Regions from separate parts of the Mus musculus genome. Here regions 1, 2, 3, 5 and 6 are each linked to region 4. A link is a loop called in an ENCODE intact Hi-C map of the cell type or tissue named here. Cell type or tissue: heart. All regions are shown on one strand.

Region 1 (5,000 bases), 170 kb after region 4:
TATGCAAATGTGCACTAGATTTCAAAAACAAATAGAGGAAAAACACAAAATATAAAAGATCTCATAACTTTTTGTTTCATATAGGGTTTCTCTGGATAGCCTTGCTCTGTTGACCAGGCTGACCTCAAACCTGCCTCTACCTCCTGGGTGCTGAGATTAGAGGCCTGCACCACCACCTCCTGGCAAAAGATCTCATAACTTTTAACTTTGATCATATGTTGAAATATGGTTAAGTAAAGCTACTAAAAATATCTGGGTTTCACACAAAATAAACAAACAAACAGTGTGTGTGCCAATGTGTGGATATGAAAGTAAGGGCCACATCTTCTACTAAAGAGGCTAAACAAGGCAGGGCAACTTGCAGGAGTCAGTTCTCTCTTTCTAGCATGAGGGTCCTGGAGATGGCAGTCAGGTGGTGCCTCATCCTGCTCAACCATCTTGCAGACCTGTTATTTTTACCTTTTCAACTAATAACTTACTTTAAAAAAAAAGGGTCACATGTAGCTGAGGCTGGTCTTGAATTTGCTACATAGTCAAGAATGAACTTCTTTTTAAAGGGAAGATTGTATTTTTATTTGTGAGTCACATATGTATATGTATGTCTGAGTGTGGCTTTGTATACATGAGTGCAGTGCCCCTGGAGGACAGAAGAGGGTGTTATATCCCTTGGTACTGCAATTAAAGTTAGTTGTGAGTCAATAGATGGGTTGATGGGAATTGAATCATGGTTCTCTGTAACACTAATCATAAATGCTGAGCCATCTTTCCATCCTGTCTATGAACTTTTGACCCTTCTACTTTATCTCTTTGTGTATGTCATGAAGACACTCAACCACCAAACTATATCCATGTCCTTCTTTTCCCTTTCCTCTTCTTTTGTGAACCTCCTTGGATGTGCTAGGAAAGTACTTTACCACTAAGCTACGCCCTTGGCCCATAAGTTAATAATTTTAAAATTTAAGTTGCCATATAGCTGACAATTTTGTGGCTTCTTTAAAGTTTTACTGTACAGAGCTGATGAAGGATGTCCCAAGCGGAATATGCTCCCCTAACGGGGCTGCCTTGTCTGCCTTAGAGAGAAGTTGTGCCTCTCCCTGTAGAGACTTGATATGCCAAGGTGAGGGGCTCCACCCTCTCAGAGGAGAAGGAGAAGGGGACCAGGAGTGGGGGCAGCAATTGGGATGTTAAGTGAATAAATATTTTTTTTTTTACAAAGGACATCGCAGGCTATAAAGATGACTCAGCTGAACAGACATTGGTTGCTGAGTGTAAACCTGAGTTCAACCCCCATATCTCTTATGACGGAAGAACTGACGCCTCCAAGTAACCCTTTGACTCTCACATAGATGGTCACACAAACACATGCATATTATAATATATACATATTATACACATATACACAAACACCATCCTTTAAAAACACGTACATACATACAAACAAATACATACATAATATAAAAATTTTGAATATAACTTTTTTTCAAATCCTGTAGAACTACTTTTAAAAGGTTACCTACACGCAGCGGCTGTGTTGCAGGCCTGTAATCCTAGAACTTGGGAGATGAAAGCAAAAGGATCATTTCACTGACATCCTTCGTTACACAGAAAGTTTAAGGCCAACCTGGATCATATGAAACATCACCCTAAACCCCAGCAATCAGGAAACAGAGGCAGGCAGATCTCTATGAGGCAATGGTCAGCGTGATTTATAAGTTCCAAGCCAGGACTACTTAGGAAGATCCCGACTAAAAGAAAACAAACACGCTAAAAAACGGTGGACAGAGGTAGAGACAATAGAGAAGTTTTCAATCAAACAGGGTGGCATATACGTTTCTGATAGCACTAGTCCAGAACAGCAGCCTCCAAAAGGCACAGGCAGTTGTTTTTCTGGTCACTGCCCGACTGCCTGGCACATAGTAGGCATTTTAAATTTCGAAGGAAGTGGGGCTGGAAAGATGGCTCAGCAATTAAGATCACTGGCTGCTTTTACAGAAGACATGGGTTCAGTAGTCGGCTCCCAAACGCAGTTAACAATAGTCCCCCGGAGGATCCGACCTTCTCTCTGACTCCCATCTGCACTACACGCATATGGTGCACAGGGTTAACATACATGCAGGCTGAACACCCATGCATACACACTAAGAAAAATCTTAAAACCAAGAAATTTTAACTTTAGATTCCCAGAGGCTGACCATGCTGACCACATCCTTTAACCCGCTTCACCAGATAACAAAACTGAGGCCCGGCTCAGTGACGTCAGCCGGTGCTCAACTGCAGGCAGACCGGAAATGTCCGGGCCGGGATTCGAATCGGGGATCCTGTCCTCCTAGCGAGGGCTCCCGATGACCAACTTGCTTTCTCTGGACGTAAGCGGCTGCACAGCCCGCATTGTGAGGATCACACGACGTGCGTTCTATAAAGAGCGCCACTCTTTGGCCTCGACGTCCAGACGGCGTCCACTGCGGGCCAGGCTCCAACTCACCCTCTCCGCGGCCATCGCCAGCCACTTCGCGACTCCACTGGGCGCCTTGGTCCACCGCGGACGACGCCGACAGGAAGTCCCGCCTACGCCGCGCGCACCCGCGTACCGCGACAGCCATGCCAACCAATGAGCGTCGCTTCTTCAAAGACACTGACCAATAGCAGAGCGCGCTGAGCAGGGGGCGTGTCTGGGCCGCGGGGCCGGGGAGCGGGTCGTGCGCGCTGAGGAGGAGCCGCAGCCGTCGCCGTCGCCGTCGCCGTCGCCGTCGCCGTCGCCGCTACCGCTACCGCTACCGCTCTGCCGCCGCCGCCGCCGCCGCCACCGCTGCCGAGGCCGTGCGGAGCCGTTATCGCCGCGCCGCCCGCCCCGGAGCAGAGTCCCGGGCCTTCCCGCCCGTGTTCAGGTGAGGCCGGAGGCTTCGGCGACTTCCGAAAGAGTAGGCCGCGCTAGGGCCTGAGCTCGCCTAGCCCCACGGGCGTCCGCCGGGCCTGCACCGGCCGAAGGCCCCAGGCCGCGGTAGGCCTGGGTATGGAGACGCGCGTGTGGGCCGCGGCTGGGCGAATGGGAACCGACTCTGTTTGATTCAGGTTGGCGACAAGCCTCCGCCGGGCCAGATTCCTCTGGGCTCCCGCGAGAGAGGCGGGAGAAGGACACAGCGTGGGCACGCGCTTTGGGGGGCCGGGCTCCGAGGCTTGGGGGGCCCCGGATAGTTGATCTCGGAGGCCCGGTGATCCGGGGGTGGAAGAGTGGAGCGAGGACCTTGGGCGCCAGAGGTCATGGCCCACAGACTTGCTCCCTCGGGAAATCCCATAGATTTCTTTTGTGGACGATTTTCTGGACACACCGCGACGAATCATGAGGTCCTTTTAGAAGTGTGCAAACCTTTCGTCTGTGTGTAGAAGTCTAGAAGAGAAAGGGGAAATTTTTTCTTTGATCGCCATCTCTAACAAAGCTGTTTTAGGGACGTTTTCATTTGTAAAATAACGTGTAAATATTAAAAAGGCAATTGCACGCTGTTGAACAATGGGTAGTGATGATGGATCTTCCCTTTCTCTTGTCTTCTGCTGCTAAAGCATGCCAAAATGGGTTTGACGCCTACTATGTGGAGAGCAGGTGGAGAACTTTTTTGCACTAGACAGAGCTTCCATTATCGGAAGTGTCCATGTGGGACACCGCTGGCCAGAGCTCTAGAAGAGGCAAGATCGGATGTTAAAGCTTTCTTAACCTCCTTGTTACAGGCAGTTAGAGTCAGATAATGGTTGGTTGGGAGGGCCTGGCTGCCCTATGCATTGCAGAAAGTTGGATAGCATGCCTGGCTTCTTCTGCCTACTGAGTATTAGCATCTCTGCCTCCTACTTCTTCCAGTTGTGAGTACCAAAAACACATTGAGGCGTTGCTAGGGTTCTTTCTCTCGTTTTTTTCCCTCCACCAAAACACATACACAGAGAGGTGAGAAATCTTTAAGCAGTCTTCCTGGAAAAGTTCTTCCAGCCCTATCCGATGATCTGGGTGAAGCACCTAAGATCTTGAATAAGCCGTATTGAAATGCCTGTGAAATAGCATGGGGAAAGTATTGTGCAGATGTAAAGATGTGAGGAAACCCCCAGTACACATGGAATATGCAGTTAAAATAATCACCAGAATCTTTCAACAATGGACCATGTGTTCATACTTCACGGGCATGTCCCCAGCCCCTAAGGTAGATGTTACAGTATCCATTTTAGAGAAGAAAGTGAAACAGGATAATCTCTTGCACTGTAGTGGCCAATGCAGGGTTTGAAAGCAAGTCCTAGATACCGCCAACATATTGAATACTGGTGTATGCAAAACTGTTGAGGTCTGGTTTTGAAAATGGTGTGAGGCTGGAGAGGCGGCTCAGTGAACAGGAGCACTTGTTACTCTTGCAGAGGACCTGTGTTCAGTTCCTCGCACCTACATGATGGCTCACAGCCATCCATAACTCCAGTTCCAAAGGATCCCATTCCCTCTTCTGACTTTGCAGAACATCAAGCATACATGTGGTTCCCATACAAACAAAACACACATAAATCTAAAAATATTTTCTTAATGCTGTGACTTCAAGGAGTGTGAAGAAGCTGAGAGAAATAGGAAATGTTTCTGTTGAAGTGCTGGTTTGAGGGAAACAACTTCAGTTTGGCTGTGTTCAGGGATAGGTCCCTGGGCAGCAGTAGAAAGGGAGAGACTGAAGAACATACCCATTCCTGTGCTTACGCAGTGGCTTCTCACACCGCTTCTCTCCGTCCTTTGCACACCAGCAGGAGTTGACTTTTCGAAGATGCAGATCTATGTTTCTCCTGATTAAAAGAAGTCTTGGGGCATGAAAAGAAAAATTATGCTGGGCTGTTCAAATGGTTCTAAACATTAAAATCAGAAGCCCTTAGTTTGGGATGTCCCACTATGCGCTTTTCTGACCTTTCTGCTCTTTTCCTGGAAAGCTGTGTGGACCAGCTCAGAGCACAAACACCATTTGAAGCTGCCCCCAAATGCCAAGGCTTTT
Region 2 (5,000 bases), 180 kb before region 4:
TTGTTCTCTTTCTCCCAAATGCCTCATGAAGAGATAGGATAGGGGTTAGGGTTGGGGTTAGGGTTAGGGTTAGGGCTAAGGTTAGGTCAGGGTTAGTGGTTAGGGTTAGGGGTTAGGGAATAGGGTTGGGTTTAGGGTTTAGGGCTTAGGGTTAGGGTTAAGGGAGGGCCTTTTTTAAAAATTATTTTTTCCCAGCTCTCTCTTGCTCTGGTCACTCACTCACTCACTCTCTCTCTCTAGCTGGTTTGCTGTGGTTTCTATCCCTGCTGGGAGGGAGGGAGGGAGGGAGGGAGGGAGGAAGGAAGCCCAAACTCTTCTGCACTGACTGGCTTCCTTCCTTCCTTCCCTGCTTCCATCCTTCCTTCCTTCTTTTTTTTTTTTTTTAAATTTATTTTAGGTGTGAGGAGGGCACTGTACGCAGATCCCGTGACAGAGGACAGTTGAATTCCAATCCCAGTTGTCCCTTCTTTTCTTATTTTTATTCTTTTTCTTTTTTTTCCTTCTTTTTCTTTTCCTTTTGGCCTTTTTATATATATGTAAATGTATGTATAAATGTATATGTAAATGATATGTAATTGTATATGCAACTGATATGTGTATGTAAATGCACATATGAATAAATTTGCAAATATTCAAATGAGATTTAGATGTGTGGGCGGTGCCTAATTCTGGTGGGCATGGCATTAGAAGGAATGGGCATGGCTGGGTGCAGAGGGTGTGGCCTGAGTGTGGTGAAACTGGCCTAAAGAATTATGGGTGGGCGTGGTCTGGATAGGATTGGTGTGGCATTAGGAAGTATGGGTGTGTCCTGACCAATTGAGGGCATTGTTGTTGAATAGTGGGAGTAGACTGAAGATCTGTGGGTGTTTTCTGTAGTGGAAGTGTCCTAAAGGAGTATGGGCATGGTCTGAGAGTAGTGGGTGTGCCCTGAAGGAGGATGGGCGTGGTCTCAGAGTAGTGTGCTTGGCCTAAAGGAGGGTGGGCATGTTCTGAAGCTGCATGGGCATGGCCTAAATGAGGGTGGGCGTGGCATTTGAAAGCATGGGCATGAATATCATTTGCATATTTGCTTATTCACATATGCATTTACATGTACACTTGCGTGCACATTGCATATACAATTACATATCATTTGTATGTGCATTTATAAATACATTTACATATATGAAAAGACCAAAAGACAACTGGGATAATTCCCACAGTGACTCGCAACTGAGGATAGCCACGTGGGTAGGGTGTCCTCCTCAAACCTAACATGAAGAAACAAAAAAAAGATTCAGAAGTCAGCCAGTCCTTCTCAGTGACTATGTAAATGTCTATGTAAATTTGTGGATGTGTCCTCGCTGTCTATGTAAATGTCTATGTGTATTTGTGGTTGTGTTCTGAGTAACTATGTAAATGTCTACATAAATATCTCTGTAAATTTGTGGGCATGTTCTCAGTGTCTATGTAAATGTCTATGTGGGCGGGCCTACCAATGTGTGGGCAGGCCTAAAGATGTGTGGGAGTGGCCTAAAGATGTCTGGGCGGGCCCAAAGATGTTATGGAGTGGCCTAAAAGTGTCTGGGCGGGCCTAATTTGAGGTGTGTTCTGTCTCTGTAAATTTGGGGGCGTGTTCTAACTGTCTATGTAAATGTATATGTAAATTTGGGGGCGTGTTCTGACTATGTAAGTGTCCTAAAGATGTGTGAGAGGAGCCTGAGTGTAGTGGGAGGATCCTAAGGATGTGTGGGAGGGGCCTGAATGTAGTGGGAAGGTCCTAAAGATGTGTGGGAGTGTCCTAAAATGTGTGGGAGGGGCCTGAGTATAGTGGGCGGGTCCTAAAGATGTGTGGGAGTGTCATAAAGACGTGTGGGAGGGGCCTGAGTGTAGTGAGAGGGTCCTAAAGATGTGTAGGAGTGGCCTAAAAAAGTGTGGTAGGGGCCTGAGTGTAGTGGGAGGGCCTAAAGATGTGTGGGAGGGGGCTGAGTGTACTGGGAGGGCCTAACGTTGTGTGGGAGGGGCCTGAGTATAGTGGAAGTGTCCAAAAGATGTGAGTGTCCTAAAGATGTGTGTGAGTTGCCTAAGGATGTGTGGAAGAGGCATAAAGCCCTGTGGGCATAGCCTGAGTGTTGTGGGCGGGGCCTAAAGTCCTGTAGTAGTGGCCTGAGAGTATTGGGCAGGGCATGAAGCTGTGTAGGCTTGGCCTGAGTGTAATGGGTGTGGCTTGAGTGTAGTGGGAACAGCATTAAAGCCGTGTGGGCGTGATCTAGGTGTAGTGGGTGTGACATAAAGACGTGTCGGCAGCGGCTGTGACCTACCACGTCACGGCGGCTGTGGGAACGGAGGCGTCTGACTGACATTGGGGTCACCGAGCGACCGGGGCGCATGGGTCGCGGCAGTTACCGTTGGGACGGGGAAACCCCGGCCTCGGCGTCAAAGTCTACGTCAGTGGGCGTGGCAGTGCGCGCACACCTCGATGATGCCGGCTCTGACGTCACAGGAGTCAGAACGCGGAAGCGGGCTCAGGAACCGAATTCACTGTCTGTCTTCAGCTGAGGCGGAATTTACAGCAGGTGTAAGAGTGAGGCAGGGGGATTCCTGTGAGTAAGGAAGGAACTGAGGCAGGGGGATGACCGTGACTGCACGGACCTGAGACAACAGGAGAGAGACTTCCGGTACGCAGCAGGAAGCCCCGCCCGCTTGGCCTTGACTGAGGCAGGGGCTTGCGCTTTATTTTTCTTTTCTCAATATATAAACAAACGCAGTGATGTAGCCGCCCCCTCCGCCTGTCAATCACCGTCTCCGCCCACTGAGCTGTGCTCGCCAATCAGAGAAAAACCTCGCGGGGCTCAGAGGACCCAAACCCGGGACTGGGACAGAATTACGACTCCTAGCATGCCTAGGGGCTACCGCCACCTCACTTCCTGTGGCAAACAGGAGATCCCGCGCGAGGAGGGAAGTAACTACAACTCCCAGCATGCACTAGAATTATTGAACCATAACTTTCTGCGCCAGACAGGATGTGCCTCCGGCCCGGACAGGAAGTCCGATCGGTCTGCTGCGGCCGCAGGGGTTGATGGGAGATGCAGTCCAGTCAGGAAGCTTCGCCTCATGCGTGCCCCGTCCTGCTCGCTGTTTCCGGTCGTACCGAATGGCACCGTGACTGACGGCACGGAGAGGCTTCCAGTGGGCGGCGGGAGCCCCTCTGCGGCGGCGGCTGAGGAGCGAAGCGGGAGCGGGAAACGGAATCACTGTCTGCAGCTGAGGCACGGGGCGGGGGATGACAGCGGGTGTGAGAGTGAGGCAGGGGGATTCCCGTGAATAAAGGAGCTGAGGCAAGGCCATGACAGCAACTGCACTGACATGAGATGGTAGGAAGCCCCGCCCGCTGGCCAGTGACTGACGGCACGGGTTTCCAATCCCCGGTCATTGAACGGCAGGGGGGGCGTGTCGAGGCGGAGAAACCGCGGAACGGAGGAATATTCGAGGACGGGGAATCTGCGCATGCACTGCTGCGCCGGCGGGCTAGAGGACCGGAAGTCCAGGCTGCGGTTCCGCTACCACGCGAATTCTCATGCCACCCATACATTCAACATTTGGTCTCTGTCCCTAAATCACATAACATACAGCAGACACATCTGCTGTTCAATGTTAAGCTACTTTGCAAGCATGGTGGGTTTATATTTTTAATTTTATTATTTTGGATTTTGTTGTTCGAGATAAAAATTTCTCTGTGAAACCCTTTCTGACCTGTTAGTAGGTACAGACACATCAGCCACCTATCATGTTTTTGTACGATAAGCATATGCTTTTGTGCTAAGGAAGCTTCTTAAGAATACCATCTTGTTTAAGATTTACATGAGGAAAAAGGAATTAGATGGGAGACATCTCTGAAGTCAGGAGAAAGATGAAGAAACTACGAAGTCAGCAGAAGCATCATACAATGTGGCACACTCAGGAGAAGTCTAATCAAACTGTGCTGCACAAGAGGAACTCAGTGTAAATGAAAAACATTTCTGGCCGAGCCTCTCGTGGCCTTGGGACTGATAACCACAGCCCCATATGGTAGGAAGAGTTGTGCTCTCAGAATCTGATTCAACCCCTCCCCCTCCAAAGGCCCTGGCCCCACACCATTACCAGCACTCCCAAGCACATTCCTGGTTTTAGGAAACGAGCTCTGTTTTATCTCTACACCCAGACCTCTAGGTAAGCATCCAAGGAGCCAGCTGAGTAAGCCCGAGGCTGTGACTGGCTTCGCCAAGCGTGTTCCTGGGTTTCAGAAGGAGCTAGGTCATGCTCCAGACATGGGGACCTCAGGGAAAGTGTAGCTTGACCAGGCCAGTATGCAATACAACAGAGATTTCTTTCCTTTTCTTTTTTCCCTTTTTGGCATGGTTGTCATCTTACCCATGTGGCAGAACTATGCCTTTCTCAAGAAGAAAACTGAACCTTTATGGCACACCAGGCCTTGTTGATTGTGATTCTATAATGCCCCATTGAGCAGATGGATAGAGGCCTGCTCTTTGATAAGGAGGTGGGCCTAGTGGCTGGTTGTAAATTAAGTTTGATTCCTTTGTTATGGTTTGGAGCCATATTTCTGGGCAATCCTGTTGAACAAGCATGTGTATGCTAGCATCCTAAACTCAAACTGCACTGGTTAGCACATTACTTATTTGTGGGATGTTTTACAGGCAGTGCACCCTCAGCTAAATTCTACTTGCTGTGCCTTTCTATCCCCTAAGCTTTCGTAAATCCATTACAACATAAGTTCTACTCTTTTAAATCACAGCTTGACATTGGATTGCTACCCAGCACATGACATGCCTTTTACAACCTCCACAAAATTAACTCCAAATGGATTGTCCACCTTCATGTGAAATGCTAAGATCAGAACTTGTAGAAACTAGGACTCTCCGAGTTTGGGATCATGCCAAGAATTTTCTACACACAAGCCAAATGCTCTGCACAGTTGCAGCTCCCACAGTGAAGTTATTCATAAGTTAAGGCTGGGTCCAGCA
Region 3 (5,000 bases), 250 kb after region 4:
GGAGACATGTACCCACTTATGGGATCCATATGTGTGCAGGCTACCAGCCCAACATACATACACTCATGTGCAAAAAGACAAACATGTACATACAGCACACATACACGCATCCATGTATACACACAAGCTGGGACACACTAGCACCAATAGTGAGCTCTTCTCATTTCTATCAACACAGGTGCTCTCTTACACACACAGGACATTACACACCTAGGAACTAGCACAGCTGATCTACCTAGCATTGGAGACCTTAGGTTGGAGGAAGGGGTGGAGGGGGGAGGTCTTGTTTCCCCTAACCTCTTGGTATACTTTTGTTCAAACCCTGTATCCTCCATAGGCTTTCCCTGAGAGACCCCTCTGCAGAGACCCTACTAGACTATTCTGCTGGATCAGACACATGCTTCGTGACCACTAATGGATCCCGTCCATCCTGCATCCTCAGCCCCACAGGATAGGAGCTTGATCTGTTTTACTTACTGCTAGGTTCCTGGTTCTGAAAGGAGACACAGTACACAAATAATGACACTCATTCACTTCATAGTTGAGACAGATTAAATAAGAGCAGTGCACCTATCTCTACCTACTTTATTTATACACACACACACATCATTGTGTGCCCACTTAGCAGACTCCTGCTCATTAAGGGAGCTCATTTCATCTTCTAGGATTCCAGATTGAGCCAGAGAAGAAATGAGAAGACTAATGGACACAGAGAAAGTATAGCCAGGCTCACATTTCTGTAGTTAAGGGAGAGTGAAAATGAAGACACAGAACTCTCTTTCCTTCTCTCTCTCCCTAAGTTATACACACACACAAATACACCCACACACCCACATACAGCATAGGGTAGGGATGGCATTCTGCAGCTGGGGCAGCGGTTAGGTCAATGTGCAGATATGCAAGCAGCAATGATAAAAAGGCTGGTACCTGCTCGCTGGGACGGGGCAGGAGCAGGGCTTAGAGTGATCACAATAACTGGATGGGGAAAGGAAGAAAAGAGAAAAAAAAAAACACCACAATAAATCACAACAGAAACAACCGATTTGTCCAACAGAAAAGAAATCAAATCATAATGAAGAGGAGGGGGAGGCACAAGGCACCAAACTGCAGAGATGGGTAGAAACCAACAGAGATGGGATGATGGCAGGAAGGTGTGGAGCTGACAGAGACAGACACCTGCAGGGGACTCCTTGGGGCCTGCCAGCCACTAGCCTTACCAGGTCTTACTCTGCTCTAGGGACAGGCAGCTCTTATGGCACCTAGAACCCTATTCCCAACCCTGTCTCATCCACAGGGCCGTGGAGGGATGGCCCTGGAATCCAGCAGGGGCCCAACCTCTGGTCCCAGGCAGAATCAGTGAAATGCATCCCCACCTCTGGGTATCTCCAGTTCCTGGAAGAAACTCCCAGGAAGGAAACGTGGAAGACTTTGTCCAGAAGGGGTAGGGATGGAGGGAATCCTGAATGCCTCTTCAGGAAGATGATCAAGCTGTGAAGGTCAGTCAGGCCAGGTGGCCAGGTAGTGAACAGAATTTTCACCTACAGGAGGCTGCCTTTCCCCTCTTACCATAGTGACCACACAGACAACTATAGTATGTATACTCCAAAGATTACATCACAGAGGATATAAAGAAGACATTCTGCTGAATCAAGAGGGACAGAGGAAGGGTTGGACAGAGAGGGGAGAAAAAAAGCCAGATTCTTTCAGCAAAGACAACTTGGGACAGGGGTATCTGGGATACAACAAGGATGCTAACTGTGGTCATGGTGGACAAGCTGGATGTGTGTCTAGAAAGGAAGAGGAAGCACTTTTGGTACAGGACCGTATGTCAGGAGGCAGGCCCAAAGACAGTAGGCTCAGAAAGGAGGTGCGTTTCTACTCGATGGGACTACACTGGTTACAGGTGTCTGTAGTAGTAGCAGTCACTTGAGCCCTGTAGACAAAGGCTGCCAGGCTGAGAGATGGCTATGTGTTTCCTGAGGGCTAGACAGCAATAGTGAAAAGTAGTTGGTCATTAGAGATATGAGGTGCCCCTGTATGTAGGAGGCAGTGAGCTGGGTCCAGTGACAAGGTCCTTCCAAGCTTAGAAGGAGCCATCTGATATGACCAAAGAAGTCAAATAGAAGCCTCCAATCAAAACGGATGTAGATGAGGACTTAGTGACCTACATGGGCAGATAGGCATGCACGTGTGTGGACTGTCTGCTAGGGGAGGGGACCTCTTGACAGTCACTGACTCGGCAGGAGTGGAACCACTGAATCAGAAGAGATATAACTGTTTGCAGAGTTAAAAGACTTGGTTGTAGTCACAGCGGCGTAGCTTCGAGTCTGAAAGCCTGCAAGGTGCAGGTGACAAGGCTCCGGAAGCCGACCACAGGGTGAGGGACTAAGCTCTCAGGTACCAACGGTGTGAACTTCGGGACCGCGGTACGTGGGCGGAGAGAGTCGCCCTGGAGACTGCCCACCCGACTTCCAGGTCACCGTGACCCTCTCCCTGCAAGCCGACAGCACAGAGAGTGGAGGGGAGGAGAGCTAGCGCCCCGGAAGCGGGGGCAGGATCTGCCCGGTGGGCGGGGCCTCCCAGTGCGCGCCCCGCCCCGCCCGCCCCTCCCCCACGAGGCCGTGCTTACTGGGCCTGGGCCGCTGTGGGCTGATATCCAAGTTGAGGTCGATCCTCCTGCGGGCCTCACGGTTCTCCTGCTTCAGCTTGGCTTCCAGGCGGGACAGCTTCTGCTCCAGGGAGGACGCCGCCATCTTCCCCGCCGCCGCTGCCGCCGCTCACCGCCAGGCCACCCGTCAGTCCGGGGTAGACAAACACCGCACTGCGCCTGCGCTCGGATGACCCCGCCGAGCCGCCGTCCTGCCTAGACCACCCCAGCGCGTGCCCGCCCTGCCTCGCGTGCATAACGCCGCGCGTGCGCACTGGGTTCCAGTAGGAAGCTGATGCCACCTAGAGCCCGAGGCGGGCCTCATGCATTGTCATGGCCTATCGCTGCCTTCCGCAGTGCGCATGCGTGAAGTTTCAGGCGATTAAGCGCTGTTGGAAATCACTTAAAAAAAAAAAAGAAAAAAAGAGAGAAAGCGAAGTCCGGTCAACCGCACGCCTGCGTGCAGAAGCGGGAGACCGGCCAAGCTCGCGCCTTTACTGCACACGCTTACGGCTGTTCCCAGATTATTCTTCACTTCGTGTGCATCTCTAGGGCGCTCTGGTGCCCGCGCCCTCACGGAACAACCTTCCTCGTCTAGGACGGTCTTTCATGAGGACCTGTTATGCTTAATTGCGGCCTGAACTCTCGCTGTTAGCATGGAGCCGCCTCCTCACCGTAATTAGGTGCCCATGGTAATCCCTTTCCATTTCAGCCAGTCCCAGCACAGTGAGAGTAGCCCTGACAAGTGGAGAGGGAATCCAGAGTTGGTGATTCCTGAGCTCGGTGTCAGAATCAAGGTTAAGGCCAGACTTTCTGCCCCATTCCTATCCTTTCGCCCGGAGAATCCGGACTTGAAACCAATGTTATCTGAAGACAGTCCCTGGGGTTAGATGCCTCTGCCCTGCTAGCCCCATCCCCACCCTGCATTAAGTTCTTCCAAGAGTGCTAGGATAAAGTTTGTGTGTAAATTCGGGTCGTTGAATGTGCAGGGACATTCAGCAAGAGACCAAACCCAGGAGGTCAGGCTGCGCACAACTCCGGAAGCAACAGTGAACACTTTGGGATGGGCCTTGGCCTTTAAAGGCTTCTTAGAACTCCTTTGGTAATGACCTATGGGTGGAGCAGAGAGAAGCTTAGAGTTAAAAGGATAAAAGAGGAGAGGAAAATTGGATTGGTTTTGTTTTGTTTTGTTTTGTTTTCGCAACAAGGTTTCACTGTGTAGTTCTAGCTGCCCTGTAACTCTGTAGACCCGGCTGGCCTGGAACTCAAGAAATCCACCTGCCTCTGCCTTCTGGAGTGTTGGGACTGAAGATAGGCATCACCACCATCCAACTGTTTTAGAGGGTGGGGTGAGGTAGATTCTTTAGGAAAAAAAAAAAAAAAAAACCTAGGCAGAAAACTACCCAATTTCTCTTGATTCTACTTCACCTCGTTGAAGTAACTTGGATATCCTTCCTCCCAGGACAGACAGCCTGATTTGATAGACAGGTGTCATCATTTGGCCCCAGTTATAGGCAGCTTAGACAATCATACTGTACAAGGAGGTGGAAATTACCGTTCTCGTTTATTAAGCACCCAGTGGTATATGCTCCCCTGCACAGGAAACATTCAAAAGAAAATCCCTGAATGAACTGGGAAAAAAGGTAGCCTTCACCAGCACTGGACTCAGGTGGGAATGTGTGACAGGAGACTCGGCTTACAGTTTCTTCTTTATGTTCCATGAGCATTGTCCTGAGAAAACACTGCTTAACTTGATGGGACTCCCTACGGCTCGAGAAAAGGGGCTCCATAGCTGACATGTCAGTATTCCATTCTTAGTTGTTTTGAGATGAGCTATGCTCCGTCTCCCAGGCTACCTCCAACCTTTCACGCCTCCTCCCTCCACCTCCAGAGTACTATACAGGCATCTCTACATTACATAGGTTCCACCACTCCTAGATTATGAAATGCTGAGGACGGGACCCAGGGCTGCCTGCATGTCAAGCAAGCACTCTCACAACTGAGCTTCAGTGCCAGCCCAGTCTTTATGTCAATATTTCCATTATGTGGTCTCAGGACCACCTGAATCAGAATTACCTGGCATTCTTACTTAGTAGCAGATTCCTGGCCCCACCCAATTTTTTTTTTTTTTTTTTTTGACAGGGTTTCTCTGTGTAGCCCTGGCTGTCCTGGAACTCACTTTGTAGACCAGGCTGGCCTCGAACTCAGAAATCCACCTGCCTCTGCCTCCTGAGTGCTGGAATTAAAGGCGTGTGCCACCATGCTCAGCTACCCATCCAAATTCTGAGTCAGTATAATTTCAGGGGTGGGGTGGGAAGCATGTAAGGGTTTTGTTTTCTTCCGGGCCTCTCAG
Region 4 (5,000 bases):
ATCCCACAGTGTTTCTCTTTCTTCCGTCCAATCATCCCATGTAACCCAGAACACAGACAGCTGTCACTCAGCCAGGATGCAGCCTTCCCTGACACTCTCTGGGCCAAGCCGTGTTACTGCACTCAGTTCTACCCTGAGGCATGAACTCTGCAATAGCCCGGTGTTAACAGACTAGTTTCATCAGGCACTGATTACTAGCCAGGCATTGTCCTAGGTTCTTTTAACTATATGAGGAGTTTAACTGCTATTGGTCCCATTTTACAACTGGGGAAAATGAGGTAAACCCACTAGCCGGAGGGCTGCACCGCTCTGCAAGCCCAGACTGGAGAGGAAAGCAACCTGGGGCACCCAGATCAGAGGGGAGCACTCCCCACTGCAATGCTTTCTTGTGTCATCTCAGGGTGGGAGTAGGGGCCTTTACCCACTCTCTTTGTCCTCTTTAGTAAGCCCAGAGGCTCCTTTTGCTAAATGTTCATTCACTCCCTCCCAGGCACTGTACCAACTAAATGCCCCCACCCCCACCCCTCTACTGGCCAACAGCCTAGGATTTGGAAGAGGATAGTGTTCTCCTCAGAGTAGGCATGGAAGCTAACCACAGGTTCTCAGGAATGTAAAGGGCACAGGTTTTCAAGTACTATCAACAGCTGTGGACCCAGTAAGGAGAAAGATACTTCAGACCCATTTTCCAGATGGGCAAACAAAAGCTCAGAACCCTTTCCTGCAGCCAGGAGTTCCCAGCTTTTATCTATTGCCTCTTCTCGCCTTGACTCCTGGAAACAACCCCCTTTAGGAGTGAGTAAAGTGAGAAGGTAAAGAAGATTCCCCAATACTCCGGCAACCTGGCTGGCCTTCAGAGAAGGTTCAAGGCAGGCCGAGTGATGCTATTGGAACTCCACTCAAACTGACTCTACGGCTGGGAAAAGGCAAGCTGTAAAGGATGTGGGGCTTCCAGGGCAAGTTCATAGTCTGAGATTCCTTTCTTGGGGATCTCCATCCAACCAACAGGTCCAGGTCACCCCACTGGAGACCACACTGGTGCCTGGGACCTTGGCTGAGCCCAAACTGCTCTCTTAGGAAGCCCTGTCTCCTAAATCCCCGTATCACTCATAGATTTTGCAAGCTCAAGGCGTAACTGGCTTACAGAATGAATTCAAAGACGGCTTAAACAAGTTAGTGAGCCCGGGCGTGGTGGCGCACGCCTTTAATCCCAGCACTGGGGAGGCAGAGACAGGTGGACTTCTGAGTTCAAGGCCAGCCTGGTCTACAGAGTGAGTTCCAGGACAGCCAGGGCTATACAGAGAAACCCTGTCTCGGCAAAAAAAAAAAAAAAAAAAGAAAAGAAAAGAAAAGAAAAGAAAAAGTTAGTGAGGTGGTCTCAAAATAAAACCTAAGGACTAAGCTGGTGCTAGCTCAGTCAGTACAGCGCTTGCTATGCAAGTATGACAACCTCCAGGTTCAGTTAAGAGACCTGTCTCAGGAACTAATATGGAGAGTGAGAGAGGAAGGCATAAGAAGTCAATCTCTGGCCTCCACACACACATAGATGCACACACACATGCATACACACATTGACACCACAAGTTAGTGTACACACACACACACGTACACACACACACACACACACACACACACACACACACACGAAGGAAGGAAGGAAGCAACCAAAGTGCTGCAGCGGCAAAGTGCTTGTCTAGCATGAGGCCCTAGATTCAACCTAGCCCTTCCCCCAAATAAAATAAGGCCCCTTCCAAATTCTCAGAAGACCACCTCGGAAAGCTTCACACAGACCTTCCTCACATCTCACTTCCAAACAAGCATGAAACACAATTCTTGGGGGGAAACACAGAATTTCTAACTTACCTCTTATCACTTCACGCACCTTCCATCAGGGGTCCAGCCAGACGTCCAGGTTGCCCTGGTGTCTTTTCAACTTTCCCAGCATAGGGCAGGGTCTTCCTCTCAAGACACAATCAGATGGCTGTTGCTTGCTGCCTTAAACATCCCTTGTACACACAGCCCGGAGGATGGAGCTGTGGGCTCCTCATTGTCTTCCAAGCCCTGGTCAACCACTCCCTACCTCCTTTCTTCCCTGTATACACTCCAGCCTCTTTTCTGGTCTGCAAATACACCAGCCTGGCCATTTCCCTAGGATTTTGTGGCCTGGGCCCAGAAAGCTCTCCATAGCAGGTGCCCTCATGACAGGCTGCCCCTTTCCCTCAGACACCATAGGCTTCCTCACAACACTTCAACCTCCTTCCTCCAGGATTTGGATAGTGCTCTACACACTCCCTTGTTTCCCAGAGGCTGGGTCTACGTGGTTCCCGAATCTCTGTGTCTGCGGCCTTCGGCCTTCGCCTGTCGGGTCGGTAGCACCCAGCAGGCGCTCCGTACAAATTCTCTAGTGACAGACATTCCTGTGGCGCAGTGCCTGTTCACATGTCCGGATTCCCCACGTCACGACAACCCCCATTCTCTCCCGCGCGTTTTCTATTCATGTCCACCACCTGCACCTGCTCCATGGGGGCACCACAGCTCTCAGATCAGAATGCAACCTGATCCCCGACCAGATGGGAAACTCTGAGAAATACCTTGTCGGAGAAATGATGGGAAACTAAATGACTGTTTTGGCTCCGAGCCGGACTGCTCTTAGCCCTGGAGGAGAGGAATGTTTCGAGGGTATCTACTAGGGCGGCGCCCCCAGAGAGGGGTGATTGCTTACCTGGAGGTTCAGAAAGCAAGATGCAGGCCGAGGCGGTGCGGAGATCAGCTAATCCGAAGATGCCTTAGACAAGCCGCAGACCGCTCTGGGCCGAGAAACTCCTCGCTACAGAGCCTCCACCCGCGAGGGAGGAAATAGGACCGGAGGGGGCCTCCGGGAGGAGTTTGATGGGGCCTTGGGCGTGGTCTGAGCAGGGGAAAAGGGCGTGGCTTCAGTGCGGTCGGGCCCAGTGGGCCAAAGAACCGCTTGGTCCAAAACCCTGAGTCCTAAACTGCCCAACCGGCGGCCTGGCCTCGCCCCCACGCCACCAGGCCCCTCCCTAGACCCCCACCTTATAGTCGTTTGTCTCCTCCAGACCCCGCCCTGAGCCCCTAATCCTGCACCTTGGGACCCTCCCTCCAGCCTCGCCCTAGACTATTACCAGCTCCTTCAGTTTCCAGGCCCCGCCCACAGCCCCCTACCCGCCGCCGCCACCAGGACCCGCCCCCAACTCCACTCAACCTCTGGTCTGCTACTCCTCACCCCAATCCCTGCTTTCAGCCTCTTCCTCTAACTGGCAAGGCCTGGTCCCCAGCCCAGTCCAGCCTTATCAGGCCCCGCCCCGACCGGAGGCTGTTGTGGGCACCTGGCCTTTCTCCAGCCATGCTGTAGGTTTCTGCAGAGCATATCTCTGACGTTTTAACCCAGCAGCGTCTACTAGGCACTCTCTCTGGATCTTGTTTTCCAGTTCTAGGTCTCTTCTTTGTGATGCTCTGGCTTGTCTTTCTGCCTGCACTCTGTTTCTCAGATGCACTGCTAGGCTCTGCAAAGGAAGCTTGGATCGTTCTGCAGGCCTCAGCACCCCAGGGCATCAGTACTTGGAGTCGGTCAGACCAACCTAGAGGATTGCTGGGCCTGGGCCCACCAAGAAGCTGTCCACAGGATTGAAAAGGAGAAGGGAGATTACATTAATATGTCGGCTATGGTTTTGTGAGGTGCAAAGATCAGGCAAGATCTGAGAGATTAAGCTGAGATACAAGTCAGAGTGGGTGATAGCTGTTTCCACTGTTTGACCTAGGATAATGCAGGAGGATGTTGGCCTCTCCTTGCCTAGTACAACCAGAGGAAAGACAATTCTAGGGCAAGCAGTTAGAAGAGACTTCTAATAACTTGTCATCTTTGTAAAAGAGAATATAATATAAGGACATCAAGCCTAGCTCAGAAGGTAGACTGCTTGTCTAGTATACAGGTGTCCCTGAGTTTGATAAGCCAAGGGTGATATATAGACCAGATGCCAATGTGAAAGAGGAAAGTCACACAGGGTATTCCCAAGCACTTAGACCATGGGAGCCACTTATCTTGATAGTGACATGGAAATACAAGCCAGAGGTCCACAGAGAAGTGGAGGATTTGAGTGTACAAGGGTCATGGAGAAATGTTCAGTGGAAGTTACAACCAAAGTTGGATGGCTGAAGAAGAGTGGGGTGTCAGCTTTTTACTTGCATGCCTAGGCCTGCTCCACAGTCTGGAAGTAGTTGGGTGTCCTTGGAAGAAGCTACTTCTGGCTCTCTGAAGCCGAGTAAATTAACAGATTACAAGAAACCTCAGCTGACAAGGCAAGTCAGCAAGTAAAACTGTCTGTCACCAAGCCTGACAACCTGAGTTCAATAGCCAGGACATGGGAGTAGAAGAGAAGCAACTCCCAAAAGCCTTTTGACTTCTGGGTAGAGGTATGACTCATTTTGGACTTGGGTTGCATGAGAGGAGCATTATGGAAGATAGAGGAGTTTGTCGTTCTGGAAAGCATGACCCAGGGGTGGTCAATAGAAGGAAGATGGTATACCCAAAAGATTTAAAAGGCAGACAAAAGATCTAAAGACAGGGTTTAGAGAGACAGAGGAAGCTGTGCCTGGCTGGCATGAGATAATAGACTTCTAAGCTAGTGGATGCAGTATGTATCGTCTGGTGGATGCAGTATGTATCGTCTGGTGGATGCAGCATGTATCATCTGGTGGATGCAGCTTGTATCGTCTGGTGGATACAATATGTATCGTCTGGTGGATGCAGTATGTATCGTCTGGTGGATGCAGCATGTATCGTCTGGTGGATGCAATATGTATCCTCTGGTGGATGCAGTATGTATCGTCTGGTGGATGCAGCATGTATGTCTGGTGGATGCAGTATGTATCATCTGGTGGATGCAGCTTGTATCGTCTGGTGGATGCAGCATGTATCGTCTGGTGGATACAATATGTATCGTCTGGTGGATACAGTATGTATTGTCTGGTGGATGCAGTATGTA
Region 5 (5,000 bases), 80 kb after region 4:
ATCAGGCTGGCCTTGAACTCAGAGATCTGCCTGCATCTGCCTCTCAAGTGCTGCAATTAAAGGCATGTGCCACCAGAACCCAGGAAAGGTTTACTGGTTTATTTGTATGTGTATGTGTATTTTGCCTGCATGTATATCTGTGTTCCACATGTACACACACCAGAAGAAAGTGTTGGATTGTAGTTACAGATGGTTTGTGAGCCACCGTGTGTTAGAAGTCAAACTCAGGACCTTTGTAAGAACAACAATGGCACTTAACCACTGTGGTGGTTTGAATATGTTTGGCCCATGGAAAATGGCACTATTAGAATGTATAGCCCTATTAGAGGAGGTGGGTAGAGCCTTGTTAGATGAAGTATGTCACTTTGTAGCAGGCTTTGAGGCTGCTATGCTCAAGTTCTGTAGAATGTGACCCTCCTCCTGGCTGCCTGTAGAAGACAGTCTCTTCCTGGATACATTTGGATCAAGAATTTGGATCAAGATGTAGATCTCTCGGCTCTTTGAGCACCATGTCTGCCTGCATGCTGCCATGGTTCCCACCATGATGATAATGGACTAAACATCTGAAATTGTAAGCCAGCCCCAGTTAAATGTTGTCCTTCATAAAATTTGCTTTGGTCATGATGTCTCTTCATAGCGATAAAACCCAAACTAAGATACTAAGATAACTACTGAACCATCTCTTTAGCCCGCATAGATTTATATACATATATGTGTGTGTGTGTGTGTGTGTATTTTATATATATATATATATATATATATATATATATATATATATATATATATAAAACAGATAATTATGAGCTGCCTTGTGAGTGCTGGAAGTTGAACCCTAGTTCTCTGCAAAAGCAGGAGTGCTCTCAAGCACCAGGCCAACTTTCCAGTCCCTCATAAGCATGCTTTAGACATCCTTTGGGATTTATTTTTGTCATTTTCGATTTGTGTGGAAAGACTCATGCACACACAGATGCAAGTAGGCCAGAAAAAAGAGATAGAATCACAGGTTATCATGAGCTCCTTAAAGTGGGTGCTTAGAACCAAACTCAGAACTAGGGCAAAAGCAGCCGCTGCTCTTAACGCCAGAGCATCTCTCCAGCTCCTAGATACCACGTTAGGAAGGAAGGAAGGAAGGAAGGAAGGACGGACGGACGGACGGACAAGCTGACAACTTAAACTTTTTAAACGTATATTTGGGTGGTATGCTCACACTATAGCATCTGTGTGAAGGTCAGAAGACAACTTGAAGGAATCAGTTCTCCCTTCCACTATGTGAGTCTCAGGCAGGTCATCAGGCTATATGTAAGTGTATTTACCTGCCAAGAGATCTCACACAGCCTAAAATGATATTTTGGTTTCTTATCCCAATGTATACAAATATCATCATTTTCATTTCCAGTTGATTTGTGTATTCATATGTGTGTGCACCTGTGTGTGAATACTGGGGAAGGAGGGACCAGAAACATGCGTTAGGTGTCTTTCTCAATTGTTCATGCTATGTTTTTGGAAAGATCTCTCATTGACCTGGAGCTCCTTGAGTTTTCTAGGCTGGCTGGTTGGCAAGACCCAAGGATTTGCTCCTCTGTATTTCCCTATTGCTGCTCCACAATAGGAAGTCCATGCCTAGGACTTCAGAGCTGGTCAAAATCCCAGAACTTCAGAGGTCATAAGCCCTAGGAGGGGGCCTGCTGCTGCTCTTTTACAAAATGGGTGTGTTGTCAAATTGCCTTCTAAATGTTTCTGTGTATGCATATATATTAGTCCTGCTCTTAGCCTCTTTCTGCAGCAGGCACCAGGTAATGCAGAGACCCCTGACTGATCAAGGTTGAGAATAAATGACTTTTGAATGCTTAACCCTGAATGAGACATCTATATCAATCTCACTGAGACTCAGGGAACATTGCAGAAGTGGTATCAGAAACAATGGAAGAACTGGAGGATGTGGAGGGCCACTGTGAAATGCTGTCTTCTGGATGTGGTGTGGTCATTGCACTCATGAACTCACCACAGGTATTGTTATGTTTTATAAAAAAGAAAAGGAAGAAAAAACCAGGAATATGTACAGTAAGGTGGAAAGGGGTGTCTTTGTGGGCCCATACTGAGGCATCCCTTTCCCCTGAGGGACCAGTCACTTGAACTATAGTATGGAAAAGAGCTTATTTAGGGCATGGGGAGGGGAGGGGAGGGAGTAGAGACAGAGAAAGGCAGAGAGAAGTGGGAGAGAAAGAGGGAGAAAGAGGGGGAGGAAGAGAGGAGGGGAGAGAGAGAGAGAGAGAGAGAGAGAGAGAGAGAGAGAGAGAGAGAGGCCAGCCAGCCATGGGGGGGGGGAGTTATGGGAAGAGAAGGGACAGAGAGAGTAAGAGAGTGAGGAGGAGGAGGAGGCGGCAAACAGCCCCTTTTATAGTGAGTCAGGCATACTTAGCTGTTGCCAGGTAACTATGGGGCAGAGCCTAGAAGGAATGCAAACGCGTATGGTTACTTGCACAAGACCTGTACAGGCTCAAGCCAAGATCAGCCGACATTCCCACAGGCAGCTAATTATACTCAGTGGATTATTTCTAAAAGAAAGGAGAAAAAAAAAGGAGGTGGAGAGTGTGAGGAAGGGGCATGTTGGAGTGTGTCTGAGGACTTTAGACAGATGCATTATATGTGTGTGTGAAATTGCCAGAGAATAAATAAAAGATTGTTTAAAGGGGAAAGGAAGAGAGAGAGAAGGAGAGAGGGAGAGAGAGGCAAGAGCCAGTGAAATAGCTTAGCAGGTAAACCAGCTGCCAACGCAGAGAACCTGTGTTCAATCACCAGGAACAAACAACAAACATGGTAAACAACAGAACCAATCCCTACAAGTTGCCCTCTGACCTCCATATGAGTACATGATGATATGTGGGTGTGCATGCATGCGCACGTGCGCATGCAAGAGCGCGCACACACACACACAGTCACACACAAACACACACACACATATGAATAAATACATGTAAATTTAAGTTGGGGGGCAGTGAGGCACATAATCTAGGCCAAGACTTGGAGTGCCCTCTATTGACAGACTCTCTGAATTGCAGTACTTGACACCTTGCCACCTGTGTCTTCCAACTTTGATCTGATCCTCCTGACTTCAGAATATGACCACACTCCCAGCTTTCCTGGCCCATCTCTGTCTGTCCCATTCCATTCTCCTCCAGCCACTGTCACTCATTTCTCCCATCCGTATCAGACTTGCTCAGATTCATTCATTCACTCAGTCTGACTCAGTGCGTGCTACTGAGTACTGAGGTTGTCTGAGAGTCATTTTGTCATGCTGGGACTTCTGAGTTTTTCAGTTTGCATTTAATCGATTCTGTACTTGGGCCTTAGTTTTTTACAACTGACCTTGAGCTGTGCACTTTACATATAGGGACTTGCAACAATGAATGTGAAACACTTGGCACACATGGTAGATGTTGCATATATGTTTACCTAACTAGTAAACTCCAGATTTGGGGCAGGGTAGGACGCTGACAAGCAGATTCTCAGTGAGCACGAATGACCACAGGAAGAGAGGCTGAGCAGGCACATATGACATCACTTACGTAGGTGCAAGGTCTTCTGTCTTCCAGGAAAGCTAACTCACACCCAGCCTGTTGGTCCTTCCTAGTCTGCAGAAAACAACCCTGTGGTCACACCCAACATAAAGTCCTGAGCCGCTCCCCAGTGTTTTAACACAGCCTGGGAAATATCCATTCCAGAGCCCTTCTTCACGTTCTCACAGAGGGCTTGGAATGTGTAAAACCCAATAGAGGTGGGTAGAATGTTGAGGTAGCCTTGCTTGTCATCTGGGTGTGACGCATCAGTTGTGTTTCTTTTAAAATCTTTTTGTTTTGTTTTGTTTTTGTTTTTGTTTTTTTTTTGCTTTTTGAGACAAGTTTTCTGTGTGTAGCCCTAGCTGTCCTGAACTCACTCTGCAGTCCAGGCTAGCCTCAAAGTTAGAGATCTGCCTACCTCTTCCTCCTGAGTGCATGGGTTAAAGGAGTGTGCTACAACCTCCTGTTTGGTTGTACTCTTTAACCCTTAGCATCTAAGACTATCCACACAAGATTGGGCCCATTAACCTCCTACCATGTAAATCAGGGAGCGTTCACAAGTCTCTGCCCCTCCCTAAAAATCTATAAACAGACAGTTCATGGTTGCTAGGAAAGTAGAGATATTTCCTTCAGTAGGCTAGCCACTGGTAAGGAAGCTTTTGCTGTCCATTTCCCCATGACAATGGACTGTACCTTTCTGGAACAGTAGGCCAAAATGAATCCTTCCTCACTGAATCTGTTCTCTCAGGGTGTTTCTAAGTCTGCAACAAGAAAGGAGCATGGTTTTTGGCATGAGAAGTGCCTCCATAGGCTCATGTGTTTGAACCCTTTGTCCCCTGCGGTTGGCTCTGTTTGGGAGTTTATGCAATCTCTAGGACATAGAGTCTCATTGAGGATTAAGATCATGCAGGGATTAAGGCACTGAAATCAAGCTTTGACACTTAGCCTTGACCCACTTCAAGGTCTTATTTCCTGTTCCCTGTGTGCTGTGGAGATGTGATATTTCAACTTTCTGCTGCCGTGCCTTCCCCACTTTTATGGACATCTAGCCTGCTTGAATGTTGTTTTTGTCATAGCGTTTTATCATAGACACACACACCAAAAAAAATAGAACAGTAATTAAGACACAGACTGAGCCATTTGCCCAAGCTCCGGACACTGGAATATCAGGAGGACACGTCTAAAACCAGAAGAAGAAAGAGTTCTGGTGTGTGTCCTCACTTCCAATCTCAGTCCTCACCCTGGTTGTGGAATATGGGTGATGTCAAGGATATCTTAGAGCCTCAGTTTCATCATCTGGGTAATAAATGTCAGCAAAGCCTCAGGAACATATTGTGAGAGTTAAAATGTACACACAAAAGGGAGGTGGGGTGTACTTCCATAGGTGTATTTCCATAGGTGAACAGGATTTCATGGGGGTCAGCTGCATTCCCTGCCTTATCT
Region 6 (5,000 bases), 330 kb after region 4:
CTGCAATCTCTTCTTTCCTCTCTGTCTTGTGCCGGGGCCAAGCTACCTGTGATCCCTTCCAAACCACCACAGTCAACCGCAGGAATCCAGAGGGAACCCACAGGTGGGACCCTAGGATGGGAGCTGTGGGGCAGAATTGGTAGGGAGAACCAATACAATACAACCATGAAGAGTGAGGGATGTGGGGAGTCTGGCTTAATGACAGATTGGCTGGGAGTGGTGTATATGGGAGTGGGGGTGTCAAGCAGAGGGGGTTGTCAATCAGAGCACTCATCCTTTCACACACACCCCCCCTGTCTTCTTCACATTTTAACCCTTCTGAAAATATTCCTTAAAGAGGTGCTTGCTTTTGGCAGGTCTGACCCAGTCTGAGCAGATCCCACATGCTAGGAGGAAGCTGTTTTATTTTGACCAAACATTGGTGGTGGGTAAAAGAACTCACAGGGCTCTCAGAAACTGGCCTTGATGAGCACCTTAGATGGCAGCACTGTCTATATCATCTGAGGCCAACAGATGCCATAGGCTCAAGGATGCTGGTCCTACCAGTCTGGTCAGACTTTAGGATTGGGGCCAGGAGCCGCTGGAAGATCTCACTCCCCATGGTATGTATAGGGAGGTGCCATTGATTTGGAGATGGGCACTGGTTCCTTTTGGGACACTGGTGTAGGAAAGAATGTCCTTCCTATTAAAAAGGATAAGAAAGAGAGAGGGGGGGGAGAGATTTGTGGTAGGTAGATCTTAGGCCCTGACACGCCCTGGAGTCCCAACTCAAAGAGAATGGGGTGGAAGGGACAGGCTAGGTGCTGGGGACAGAGCTTGCCACCTCACAATCTTCTGTCTTTTGTCTGAGTTAGGAGGTCTGTTGAGGGTACTGGGCTCAAGAAGGTGTATAGAAGTTCTCATGTGTGTGTGTGTGTGTGTGTGTGTGTGTGTGAGAGAGAGAGAGAGAGAGAGAGAGAGAGATGGGGGGGGGAGAGCACTCATGGGCCTGGGTCTGGGTTGGGCCCTTAGGTTCCTGTATATTTAGGGGTATCTAAATGACCCCACTCTGTATCAGAAAGATGGATGGGGAGGGTGTGTCTATGGGGGATGGGATTCAGCACTATCTTTTGGTCTTTTGGGAAGTCCTGAGTGTTCATTTCTTCAGGAAGATGCCATCTAGATGGCTCAAGATCAGCAACAGTGTATAGTCTTCTCAGAAGACTAGAAGTGATGTTTTTTTTGTTTTTGTTTTTATTGGAGCCCTTGAGCAGGAGGGGTGCCAAGTGAGCAGGCTGAGCTGATGTCTCTGGATTCAGTTGGGAATCTTTCCGTTTAAGAGGTGAGGCATGGGTTTCTGTGGAGTCAGAAAGAAAGAGTATAGGGCTCTGATCTTGGTCTCCTTGGAGAGGATGAGGGTGTAGGCCAGACACAGAAGACAGGAAGCCAAGTGGGAGGTTTAGGGGGATGTAAAGGCAAGAGATGTGCAGATGGGAGGGGTCCTGGGACTCGGGGTGGTGGTGGTGGTGGTTGTGGATTGGAAAGGAGACGCTCATGGTGTGTGTGTGTGGGGGGGGGCAGGTCTGCAGACTGGGGGATGGGGAAGCCCTGGACAGATTCTAACAGAGGAGTCTTGGGAAAGATGTACAGAGGTCCTGAGCCTGTGGGGGACGTCGCGAAGAGACACTGGGTCTTAGGAGCCCTGGGAGGGATCCTGAGGGGATCGGGAAGGAGGGTGGGCGGAGGCCGGAGTTCCAGGGTCCGGGACTGGGAATGCCAAGGCTCCCAGCGTGGATTCTGGAGGCGAGGCGACCCCAGGTCACGCTCCTGGTTTGGCTTCCCCGCGGGGCCCCGCAGCACTGACGCCCCCAAGGAGAAGAGGCCCGGTTCGGGCCGCCCTACCTGCGCCGAGAGCGCCTCCATCGCCGCGCCGAGCCTCGCTGTCCCTGCGCTGTGTCGTCCGATGCCCCGACCCACGGTCACGTCTGCTCGAGGGTCCCGCAAACCCCGCGGCCCGGCCCCTTTCAATCAGCCACCCCCGGGGACCGCGGCCGTCGCTGGCTCCGCCACTGCCATTTCACCCGCTGACAGGAGCCGCTGCCCCGCCCCCCGCCCCCCAGCCCAGTCAACCAATTCACCGCCCCCTTAGGCCTTTGGCTCCGCCCACTGTAGAAGAATGACATAAGACCTGACCAATCCATAGCCACCCCGTGAGGCGGACCCTGGCTACGGTTCTCTGAGGAGAGGAGCGAATTGAAATGAGAGAATCTGTGATGGACATCTAATTTTACCTATCAAAATAAGTAATAATATTGATCGACACCTAAACTACTAATAGTGATGGGCGAGAGGTGTGCCTCGGAAGGAAAGCTGAGGCCTTGAGCAACCCTTAGCTGAAAGCACTAAGCCCCGCCCAGAGCTGGAATTCTACCCAATCATGAGAGGTTCTGAGCCGTCCATTACTATCTGCTCTTCAAACCTCGTCCCTGGTAACTGTTGAGATGGGAGGGGTGTGCTGTGAAAGAGATCCTGACTTCTAAGCAGTCAGCGACACTGATGGAAGGCGGGCTCTTGTATTTGACCAATGGAGTCGTGAGACTGGGAATGAGGTTGGCGTCCTGGGCGGTAGGACTTAAGGCCATGGGCTGAATGAAATGGAGGAGTTAATGAGGAGGCGTGTCTCGGTGCAAGGATAGGCGGGACCAGACAAGGGCCGGGCTCCTGGCTTGGGTTTTAGATCGGGCGTATGCAGAAGGCCTCTCTTCAGAGCCAGCATCTCTGTGGTGGCCGGGTGGTTAGGTCAGGTCCTACCCTTGCTGGGTGAATCTGGCATCAAAACGCCGATTGCATCCTTCATTTGCCCCAACCATTATCTCTCCTGGGACGGGGCGGGGCGGGGCGGGGATGGGGTATAGAGCGGCGGAGGGGGTGTCAGGTCTCCTTTGGGTCCAGAGCCGCACACGTGAGAGCTGCTTTAAAGGCTTGAAGAATGAATGAATGAATGGGACCTTGGTTCTTTTGCCGACTCCCCCTTGTCCTCGTTTTTTTCCTCCTCCCCTTTCTCCTTCCACTTTGTTTTTATTTTTTTTTTATTTTAATTTTTGAGACAGAGTCTATTGTAGTCTTAGGATGACCTCAAAATTTTCTGTGTAGCAGAGGGTGACTTTGAACTCCAGATCCTCCCACTTTTCACCTTCCACTCACCACCTTGGCCAGATCCTAGATTCTTTTAATAAGTAAGTGAGGGCAGAGAGCATGTATGACCCATCATTGACAGCTACAAGACTTGAGAAGAGGATGACTCCAGGGTGTGGGTTATGGGCCTTGGACAGGGTGGGGCAAGGAAGGATGTGTCATAGAAGGAAAGCTGAGATCATAGGTTCAGCAGGGGGAGTGGTTCCCCTCTGGAGGAGACTGATGAGTAGTGGAGTACAGCCTGATTCACAAAAGGCTACAAAAAAGTTCAGCATGATGGCTGAAGATCGGGGGGGGGGGGGGGGGACACGAGGGGAAACAGAGGAGTCTATTCAGAATAGGGACTGTCAGGATTTCTAAGGTTTGAGATCTTAACCTTTTGTATAGTCAGGGCTTCTATTTGATACTAACAGTTGACAGTCACATGGATTTTTAAATTTTTAATTTTGTTTTTGTTTTTGTTTTGTTTTGTTTTGTTTTTTGAGACAGGGTTTCTCTGTATAGCCCTGGCTGTCCTGGAACTCACTCTGTAGACCAGGCTGTCCTGGAACTCAGAAATCTGCCTGCCTCTGCCTCCTGAGTGCTGGGATTAAAGGCAAGCGCCACCACGCCCGGCTTAAAATTTATGAGATAGGGTCTCACCACAGCTCAAGCTGGCTTCCAACTCGCAGCGCATTTGACTGGTGTCAAACTCAGAATTTTCCTACCTTAGTTTCCAGAGTGCATGGATGTGTATTATAGTGTTGATCTCATACACTCTCCCTCTTTTATCTATATTGCCCCATTAAAATTTTGAAACTGTTAAGAAAAACTAGACTATTACTAAATACTCAGGTGATTGAAAACCTCATTCCATCCACATTTCTGTATTCCTTTCCCTCATCTAAAAAAAAAAAAGAGAAGAAAAGAAAAGAAAAGGAAAGAAAAGTTCTTCTACAGCCCGTTTGTGTGCTGTGCTATTTAACAGCATCAAGTTGAAATCAACCTCCTGCGGAGGATGCAGCTCAGTTGGTAGAGTGCCTACCTAACTAACATGCACGAAGCCCCAGGTTTGATCCTAGCACGTTGGTAAAAAAAGATATAGTAGTAAACACCTGTAGTCCCCAGCTCAGGGAGGTGAAGGCAGGAAGACAAGTTCGAGGCCGTTCTCAGCTCCACAGTGACTCTGAGGCCAGCCTAGGTTACATGGAAGCATGGCTCAAAAGAGGAGGATAGGCACCTGAACAGTTCAGTCGGGAGTTAAGATTGATAATTGCTCTTACAGAGGACCTGAGTTCACTTCCCAGCACCCACATCTGGTGGCTGACAACTACCTGTAACTCCAGTTCTAGGATATCCTCTTATGCCTCTTTTGGCCTCTTAGTACAGTGAAATTATTTTGAAAAAAAAATTAAAAATTTCTTATCTATATGTTTCTATCTATCTATCTATCTATCTTTTTTTTTTTTTTTTGAGACAGGGTCTTACTATGTAGCCCAGGCTGTCCTGAAGCTTGTTCTATATACCAGGCTGGGATTGAACTCACAGGGATCTGCCTGACTCTGCCTCCCAAGTGATGTGATTAAACGAATGCACCACCGCAATCCAGCTTTTATTTTAAAAAAATTTTTTTAAATTAGTTCAGTTTGTCTTCATGTCACCTGAAGAGGCCAGAAGAAGTAATTGGCCCCTCTGCAGTTGGACAAGCTGCTGTGAGCTACCCTACCTGAAGGCTGTGAAGCAAACAGGTTCTGTGGAATACAGCAAGTACTCTTAATCACCGAGCCACCTCTTTAATTGCTAAAAAGAAATTTTGGGAAATCTGAGGATGTAGCTCAATAGTTGAA

Evidence for each region. A loop is a pair of places that touch in the nucleus more often than their neighbours do. Peaks named below come from ENCODE experiments on the same cell type or tissue, not always from the same donor. Only the 100,000 strongest peaks of a DNase experiment are listed, where the experiment ranks them.
Region 1: it touches region 4 in a loop (2.2-fold over the local background); 4 of 42 quality-filtered maps call a loop at or near these places.
Region 2: a loop joins it to region 4, with 6 times the contacts of the local background. A loop is called at or near these places in 7 of 42 quality-filtered maps.
Region 3: a loop joins it to region 4, with 2.7 times the contacts of the local background. A loop is called at or near these places in 2 of 42 quality-filtered maps.
Region 5: it touches region 4 in a loop (2.3-fold over the local background); 6 of 42 quality-filtered maps call a loop at or near these places.
Region 6: a loop joins it to region 4, with 1.8 times the contacts of the local background. A loop is called at or near these places in 3 of 42 quality-filtered maps.

What each region holds. Positions count from the first base shown.
Region 1 is chr8:4,322,771-4,327,770 of GRCm38, reverse strand. Elavl1 (ELAV (embryonic lethal, abnormal vision)-like 1 (Hu antigen R)) reads left to right here and starts at 2,671. Exons shown (of 6, transcript NM_010485.3): 1 at 2,671-2,885. It also overlaps a transcript of Ccl25 not described here. In heart, no CTCF peak of the experiment used is centred here; DNase peaks (open chromatin) are centred at 2,590 and 2,990; H3K4me3 peaks cover 3,147 bases; H3K27ac peaks cover 2,381 bases.
Region 2 is chr8:4,675,867-4,680,866 of GRCm38, reverse strand. It overlaps Gm6410 (a long non-coding RNA gene), which reads right to left. Exons shown (of 2, transcript XR_378684.4): 1 at 2,301-5,000. Among named protein-coding and RNA genes, the nearest start is that of Gm6410, 3.5 kb to the right of the region's middle. In heart, no CTCF peak of the experiment used is centred here; DNase peaks (open chromatin) are centred at 2,326, 2,906, 3,386 and 4,166; H3K4me3 peaks cover 2,360 bases; H3K27ac peaks cover 2,146 bases.
Region 3 is chr8:4,236,663-4,241,662 of GRCm38, reverse strand. It overlaps Lrrc8e (leucine rich repeat containing 8 family, member E), which reads right to left. Exons shown (of 3, transcript NM_028175.2): 3 at 4,193-5,000. It overlaps Map2k7 (mitogen-activated protein kinase kinase 7), which reads right to left and starts at 2,923. Exons shown (of 12, transcript NM_001164172.1): 1 at 2,630-2,923; 2 at 928-975. The coding sequence starts at 2,753. In heart, a CTCF peak has its summit at 2,770; DNase peaks (open chromatin) are centred at 1,972 and 2,902; H3K4me3 peaks cover 2,773 bases; H3K27ac peaks cover 2,177 bases.
Region 4 is chr8:4,491,310-4,496,309 of GRCm38, reverse strand. Cers4 (ceramide synthase 4) reads right to left here and starts at 2,905. Exons shown (of 11, transcript NM_026058.4): 1 at 2,720-2,905. In heart, no CTCF peak of the experiment used is centred here; DNase peaks (open chromatin) are centred at 2,439 and 2,909; H3K4me3 peaks cover 2,368 bases; H3K27ac peaks cover 2,178 bases.
Region 5 is chr8:4,411,424-4,416,423 of GRCm38, reverse strand. No RefSeq gene overlaps it. Among named protein-coding and RNA genes, the nearest start is that of Ccl25, 64 kb to the right of the region's middle. In heart, a CTCF peak has its summit at 3,040 (motif pointing left); no DNase peak of the experiment used is centred here.
Region 6 is chr8:4,163,645-4,168,644 of GRCm38, reverse strand. Evi5l (ecotropic viral integration site 5 like) reads right to left here and starts at 2,078. Exons shown (of 20, transcript NM_001346730.2): 1 at 1,882-2,078. All of the region lies in intron 4 of 4932443L11Rik (a long non-coding RNA gene), which reads left to right. In heart, no CTCF peak of the experiment used is centred here; a DNase peak (open chromatin) is centred at 2,384; H3K4me3 peaks cover 2,054 bases; H3K27ac peaks cover 1,033 bases.